Linked DNA regions of Homo sapiens: region 2 is linked to region 1. Evidence: chromatin contacts called from ENCODE Hi-C or POLR2A ChIA-PET data. All regions are on one chromosome and are shown on one strand. The core of a region is the stretch at or near the end of the contact, and the rest is flanking DNA. Distances in the headings are between cores, read along the strand shown. Region 1 overlaps LOC105370873 (a long non-coding RNA gene). Region 2 has its middle 42 kb from the start of CORO2B.

Region 1 (2,901 bases), core at 196-2,695:
GCTGGTCTTTGCCCTCCAGACCCACCCTCCACCTTTCTCCTCCCTGCTCTGTGTCCTGAGGGCTGATCTCTGCCCTCAACTTTACCCACTGCCTTGTCCTCTGGCTTCTAGTTGGACTCAGCCCACAGGGGCATTGGCAGGAGTACAGGGGGTCAGAGTATTTGCCCAGCTTCCTTCCTACCAGCCTTGGTTTTAGCAGAGCTGCTTTCCTCTTCCCCTGGCCACAGGTCCCACCCTCGGCCCCTCTCCCAGGGCTCTAGCTGCCACCACTTTCTTCACATGCCCCTTGCCCTTGCTCCTGACCCCTCCAGTCCCAGAGGTTGCACAGCCTTCTGGGGCTGCCCCGTGCTTTGTGGGTTCTGCACACACCTCTGTAAACAGCCCCTCCTGCAAACTCTGCTCAAACATCCATCTCCTGTGGGACCCTGCTCAACATCACTCATCTGGTAAGAGCTAGAGGCGGAATTCAAACCCTGGCCGTCCAGCTGCAGGCTGCCAAGAGCCTCTCAGCCACTATGCCCGTGCCCCTCATCAGTAAGTGTTGGCAACTCCTGAGCCTGCTGTGCATCAGGGTCTCTGTGCATTGCTCTATGGAATGGGATCCCACAGGACTTGGGTCCTGAGGTCAGTGTTTATGAGGGAACGTGGCATTTGTGACTTTACATGACAGTTGCGCTCAGCAGGGTGGACTCACCTGATGCTCACAGGCCTGAAACTGACAGAGGGTCTGGAATATTCCTGCCATTTGTCTTGTCCTCAGTCCTGACTGAGTGTTCTTTGAGCACTCAGCCATATTTGAGCACAACAGCCATGTCAAAGATGAAAATCAGTCCAGGCTCTTTGCTTTGCCAAGGGGGAAACTGAGGCCCAAAGAGGGGTGTAGTTTGGGCCAGGTCTCCTGGCTCCATATGCCAGAGGAGGCATACAGCTCTGAGCAGGAAGGATGACTGTTTCCATAGGAGAGCGCCAAACGCAAGGTTGGCAGGAGGGGTCGGAGCTCGGCGTCCTCACCACCACTGACATTCCAAGGCTCCTCCGTTGAAAGCTTTATTTGGAGCCTAAAAGCTGGTAATTGGGAGAAGTCAGTGTGACTCATATACCAACACTGTTTTTGTTTTTCCTTTCTTAAAATTCTCAACTACTGGCTATTTTTATTTCAGAGCCAGAATTGATTTCGTGGCTTTCTTTCTCCTCTTCTGGGATTTTGTGCCCTATTGCCACAGAAACCCTGGGCCCCTTCCCCAGCTGTCATGAAGGTGCCTGAGTGATGGTCAGAGAGATGACCGGAGGGGCCCACCCGGCCACCGCAGCAGCAGCAGCCAAGGCGGGACTAAGCCTCCACACCCCACATCTCAGTCGTGGCCAGCCCGGGATGCCTGCCTCTCCTGCCCTGTGGTGTTGCTGTCCTCATATGACCCTTCAGTCCCCCGACATGTGAGTCTCCTGGGGACTCAGACCTGCAGCTCCTCACTCAGTCCCTGCCTTGGCACCCCTCCCACCAAAAAGTCTTCTCCACAGGCCCTGGCTTGCTGCCCTCCCCCCAGACATCCCCTGGTCTCCCCCAGCCTCCCCACCTCTAAACTCATCATTTGTGCTCTTCCTCCACATGGCTACCAAAGTCATCTTTCATTTTTAATTTGTATTTAACCAAAATAACATATAAGCACATTATTTTCAAAAATAGTGCTACAAATTCAGGAATGCAAACTAGGAATATAAATAAACTTTCTTTTTTCTCTGTTGCTCTCCTTCCTTCCTTCCTTTCCTTCCTTCCTTCCTCCCTCTCTCTCTTTCTTCCTGTCTCTCTTCTTCTCTCTTTCTCTCTCTCTTTCTTTCTCTCTTTCTTCCTTTTCCTTTCTTTCTTTCTTTCTCTTTCTTTCTTTCCTTCCTTCCTTCATTCCTTCCTCCCTTCCTTCTCTTTCTTTCTTTCCTCCTTTCTTCTTTCTCTCTCTCTTTCTTTTATTCTTTCTTTATTCAAAGTCTTGCTCTGTTGCCCAGGCTAGAGTGCATTGATAAAATCAGAGCTCACTGTAGCATTGATTTCCTGGACTCAAGTGATCCTCCTGCCTCAGCCTTCCTAGAAGCTGGGACCACAGGAGTGTGCCACCATGCCTGGCTAATTTAAAAAAATTTTTTAGAGATGGGGTCTCACTATATTGTCCAGGCTGGTCTTGAACTCCTAGGCTCAAGCAATCCTTCCACCTTGGCCTCCCAAAGTGCTGAGATTACAGGCATGAGCCATCACACCCAGCCAGAAATAAACTTTATTAAGCTGATAAAAGGGTACCTACAAAAATCCTACCGCAGATGTGATACTTGGAGTACCATGTGGAACACTTTCCCTCTGAAATCAAGAATGAGACCAGCATGGTTGCACTGCCACTTTTATTCATCACTGCACAGCAGGTCTTAATCAGTGACATAAACAAGAACAGACAAAAAGATATGCAGGGGCCAGAACACATTTTCTAAATTCCTAATATTGTAAAAACATTTTTAATTATTTTATTGCTTAAAAAATAATATAAACTACCTCAAATCCTTAGAAGGAGCAAGGTAGATGTGGAAATTAAAGATGCCACCAATTATTTGCTACTGCTCTGGGTCAAATTCCTCTCTTCTTGCAGCTGGACAGGCTTTAGGGACCTGCTTGAGCAGAACATGGTAGAAGTGATGGACTGGGGCTTCTGAGGCTAAGCCATAAGAAGCCTTGAGAATTTCACCTGGCCCTCACTGTCTCTGGGAGCCCTGAGCCATGATAGAAGAAGTCCTTCCTATATTGAATGTCCTTGAGACCTCCAGTACTGGAAAGGGCATTTGTAGATGCTCAGACCAACAGTCCAAACTGAGCCCAGTCTGCCAACTTGCCCTGCCAAGGTGTCAGATGCATATGTGAATGAG
Region 2 (2,883 bases), core at 197-2,696, 52 kb before region 1:
CTCCTGGAAAGCTGTGGCTATTCCCCTCTTCCTCCACACACACCAGGAATCTCAGGGGAGGCAGAGAAAAAAAGGAGAAAGGGAAAAAATTATTGGGATCAATTAAATTGTAGGGTTTCTTGCTTCTGTTACCCAATGGATAGTGATTTGAAGGAGATCCGATCAATTACTAGAGAAAAAAACAAAATTATATATTTCTCTGAATAGTTAAAGGTAACGTAAGTAAATGTGTGACTTTGCTACTTGGATATACTTAATTGTTCCACCTAGATGATACCTACTCTATGAACAAGGCTCCCCGCCACACACCAGAGAGCTGATGCTCAACACATACTTATTAAATGGAACTTACTAAGCTCCAACCATGTATTCTATAGCAGGAGTTGGCAAACTTTTTCTGTACAAGACCAGATAGTAAATATTTTAGGTTTTGCCACAGAGGATCCCTGTAGCAACTACTCAAGTCTGCTGTTGTGGCTTAAAGGCAGCCATAGACAATATGTAAACAAGGCCGTGTTCCAAGAAAATTTATTTAAACACTGCATGTTCTTACTTATAAGCGGGAGCTGAACAATGTGAACACGTGGGCACAGGGAGGGGAACAACACACACTGGGGCCTGTGGGGGAGGCGGTGGGGAGGGAGAGCATTGGGAAACATGGCTGACGCATGCTGGGCTTAATACCTAGGTGACGGGTTGACAGGTGCAGCAAATCACCATAGCACACATTTACCTACGTAACAAACCTGCACACCCTGCACATGTACCATAGAACTTAAAAAAAATTAGCAAAAAGGTCCCAAAACTTTATTTACAAAAACAAGCAGTGGGCTAGTCTGACCTACTACAGCCATGGGCTGTAGTTTGCTAACCTCTGCCCTAAGTCATAGCAGCCAGAGTGCCCATGCTATTGCCTAGTAGTCTCTGGAGAATAATGGCCTCTCCTCTTTCACCCTCCAGATCTCATGTGAGTGTCCTCACAGCCAACTCTAATCCAGAACCACCCTGAAGGGAACTCTGGGAAATGTAGTTCTTGGCTTCTCCTCTTCAAGAGGGTGGCAGTGATGCTAAATTGACAACAGGTAATCCAGCATACCAAGGTGTCTGAATCACCTAAGATTTACAGGCCAAGGTGCCAGGATGACAGAAACCAACTTTTCAGAATCACCTATTGTTCTTTGGATTAAAACACTAGATTAGGCTTGTGTGTGAGTGACACAAAATCCAAAATAAAAGTGCTTCAGTGAGGCAATTTAATTCTGCCTCACATCAGGTAGGTTTGGGGTGGTGCTCCACAGTGGCAGGAGCTCCTTCAATCTCGATACACCACCATTCGTGGTTTCCCTGCCAGCATCACTTCCTGGCTCCAGGTGGCTGCAGGAAGCAGGCCAACATTCCAGCCAATAGGAAGGAGGAAGGGCTGATGAAGGGCATAGCCCCTCCATTTACAAATATTTTCCAGAAAGTGTCTCTGCCACTTCTGTTTCCATGTCATTGGCCAGACCTTAGTCACAAGGACAAACTTAGCTGCAAGACAGAATGAGAAATTGACTTTTTATTTCAGTTTTTATTCAGAAATTTAGTTTTTAGCTGGCCATGTCACAGCTAAAAATCAGTGGTCTATGACCAAGGAAGAAAAAACAAATATTAAAACACTATCAGTGGTCTTTGACATACCAAAGTATCACAATCACACTTTGCAAAGGCTAAGATTCTGAAACCACATCACGTTATTACAGGCCAGTGTTACAGAGTTGCATCATATTCTTACAGGCCAACGTTCTGAAATGCTGTGCTATTATAGACCAGGGATTCTGAATCACTTAAGATTCTCATTGGCTAAGGTTCTAGAATTAAATAGCAGTTTTTTAGGCCAAGATTCCAAAGTCACATAAGATTCCTACAAGCCAAGATTCAAAATCACAAAACCTAATAAACCAACCTTTGCAAGTCACATGAAATTCTTGTGATCAAGCATCCAGAAATATATGAGATTTCTAAAGAACAAGTTCCAAACTCATGCAAGATTCCTACCAGCCAACGTACATGGAGATCAAGATTCCAAAATTAAACTGAACTTCTTGTAGACTAGGCTTCCAGACTCACACAATATTCTTGTAAAGCAAGTTTCTGACGCCATACAGTGTGATTATAGTGCTATTCTGACAGCTATGATCCTGGAATCAAACATATTTTCTATTTCAAGCCAAATTTTCAGAATCACATAATGTTTTAATAAACTAAGTTTTCAGAACCATATAAGTTTATTATAAATCAAGTTTCCAGAAGCACACAAGGTTATAAATGACATAACATTATTAAAAGCCAAAATTACAAATCATATATCATTTTTAAAGGTCAATGTTCCAGAATCACCTGAAGTTCTTTCAACCATTGTATCTAGAAACACACAGCATTCCTAGAGGCTAACATTCCATAAATCCATACAATTCTTACAAACCAAGTTTCCAGAATCAAACGATGTTCTTAAATAACCTGAGTTCTTGAATCCTACATACTGCTTGTAGATGACATTCCTGGTCTCTGGTTCCTAAGTCTCCCAAATGAGCTAGCGATTGAAGTTGACTGTGTCCTCCCAAATTAAGATTCACAAAATATTACCTTTTTCAATGCCAGTGGCAGGTGCTCTCTCTCTCTCAGGAACCCCAACAGATTCTAGAAATGTCCTACGAGAGACAGGAGGAGCAGAGTGGTATCAACACTGTATGAAAGCTTAATAATAATAATAATAATTAGAACAACATTTATTCAATGTCTACCATGTGCCTCATACTAAGTTCCTGACATACTTCATCTCATTTAACCACCCCAGCAACTCTGTGGTTGACTTATCTTTGTAATTAGTTATCATCAATATTCTCA

The links. A loop is a pair of places that touch in the nucleus more often than their neighbours do. ChIA-PET counts read pairs that join two places held with the same protein, here RNA polymerase II (POLR2A). Pooled maps may share reads with other maps.
Region 2: a map of ascending aorta shows a loop between it and region 1 (2.6-fold over the local background). The contact joins two enhancer-like sites. A Hi-C loop is called at or near these places in 3 of 168 maps with a recorded cell type or tissue (aorta, ascending aorta and astrocyte of the cerebellum) and 3 of 50 pooled maps. POLR2A ChIA-PET finds 5 or more read pairs at or near these places in 4 of 52 experiments (AG04449, BJ, H1 and 1 more).

What each region holds. Positions count from the first base shown.
Region 1 is chr15:68,483,360-68,486,260 of GRCh38, reverse strand. It overlaps LOC105370873 (a long non-coding RNA gene), which reads left to right. Exons shown (of 4, transcript XR_932409.3): 3 at 1,161-1,434; 4 at 2,628-2,901. Among named protein-coding and RNA genes, the nearest start is that of ITGA11, 53 kb to the right of the region's middle. Within about 2 kb of position 1,445, at least 6 of the 41 ENCODE cell types and tissues checked have a DNase peak (open chromatin) inside an H3K27ac peak, as active enhancers do; they include ascending aorta, where a contact is called at or near this core.
Region 2 is chr15:68,535,399-68,538,281 of GRCh38, reverse strand. It overlaps a transcript of CORO2B not described here. Among named protein-coding and RNA genes, the nearest start is that of CORO2B, 42 kb to the left of the region's middle. Within about 2 kb of position 1,446, at least 3 of the 41 ENCODE cell types and tissues checked have a DNase peak (open chromatin) inside an H3K27ac peak, as active enhancers do; they include ascending aorta, where a contact is called at or near this core.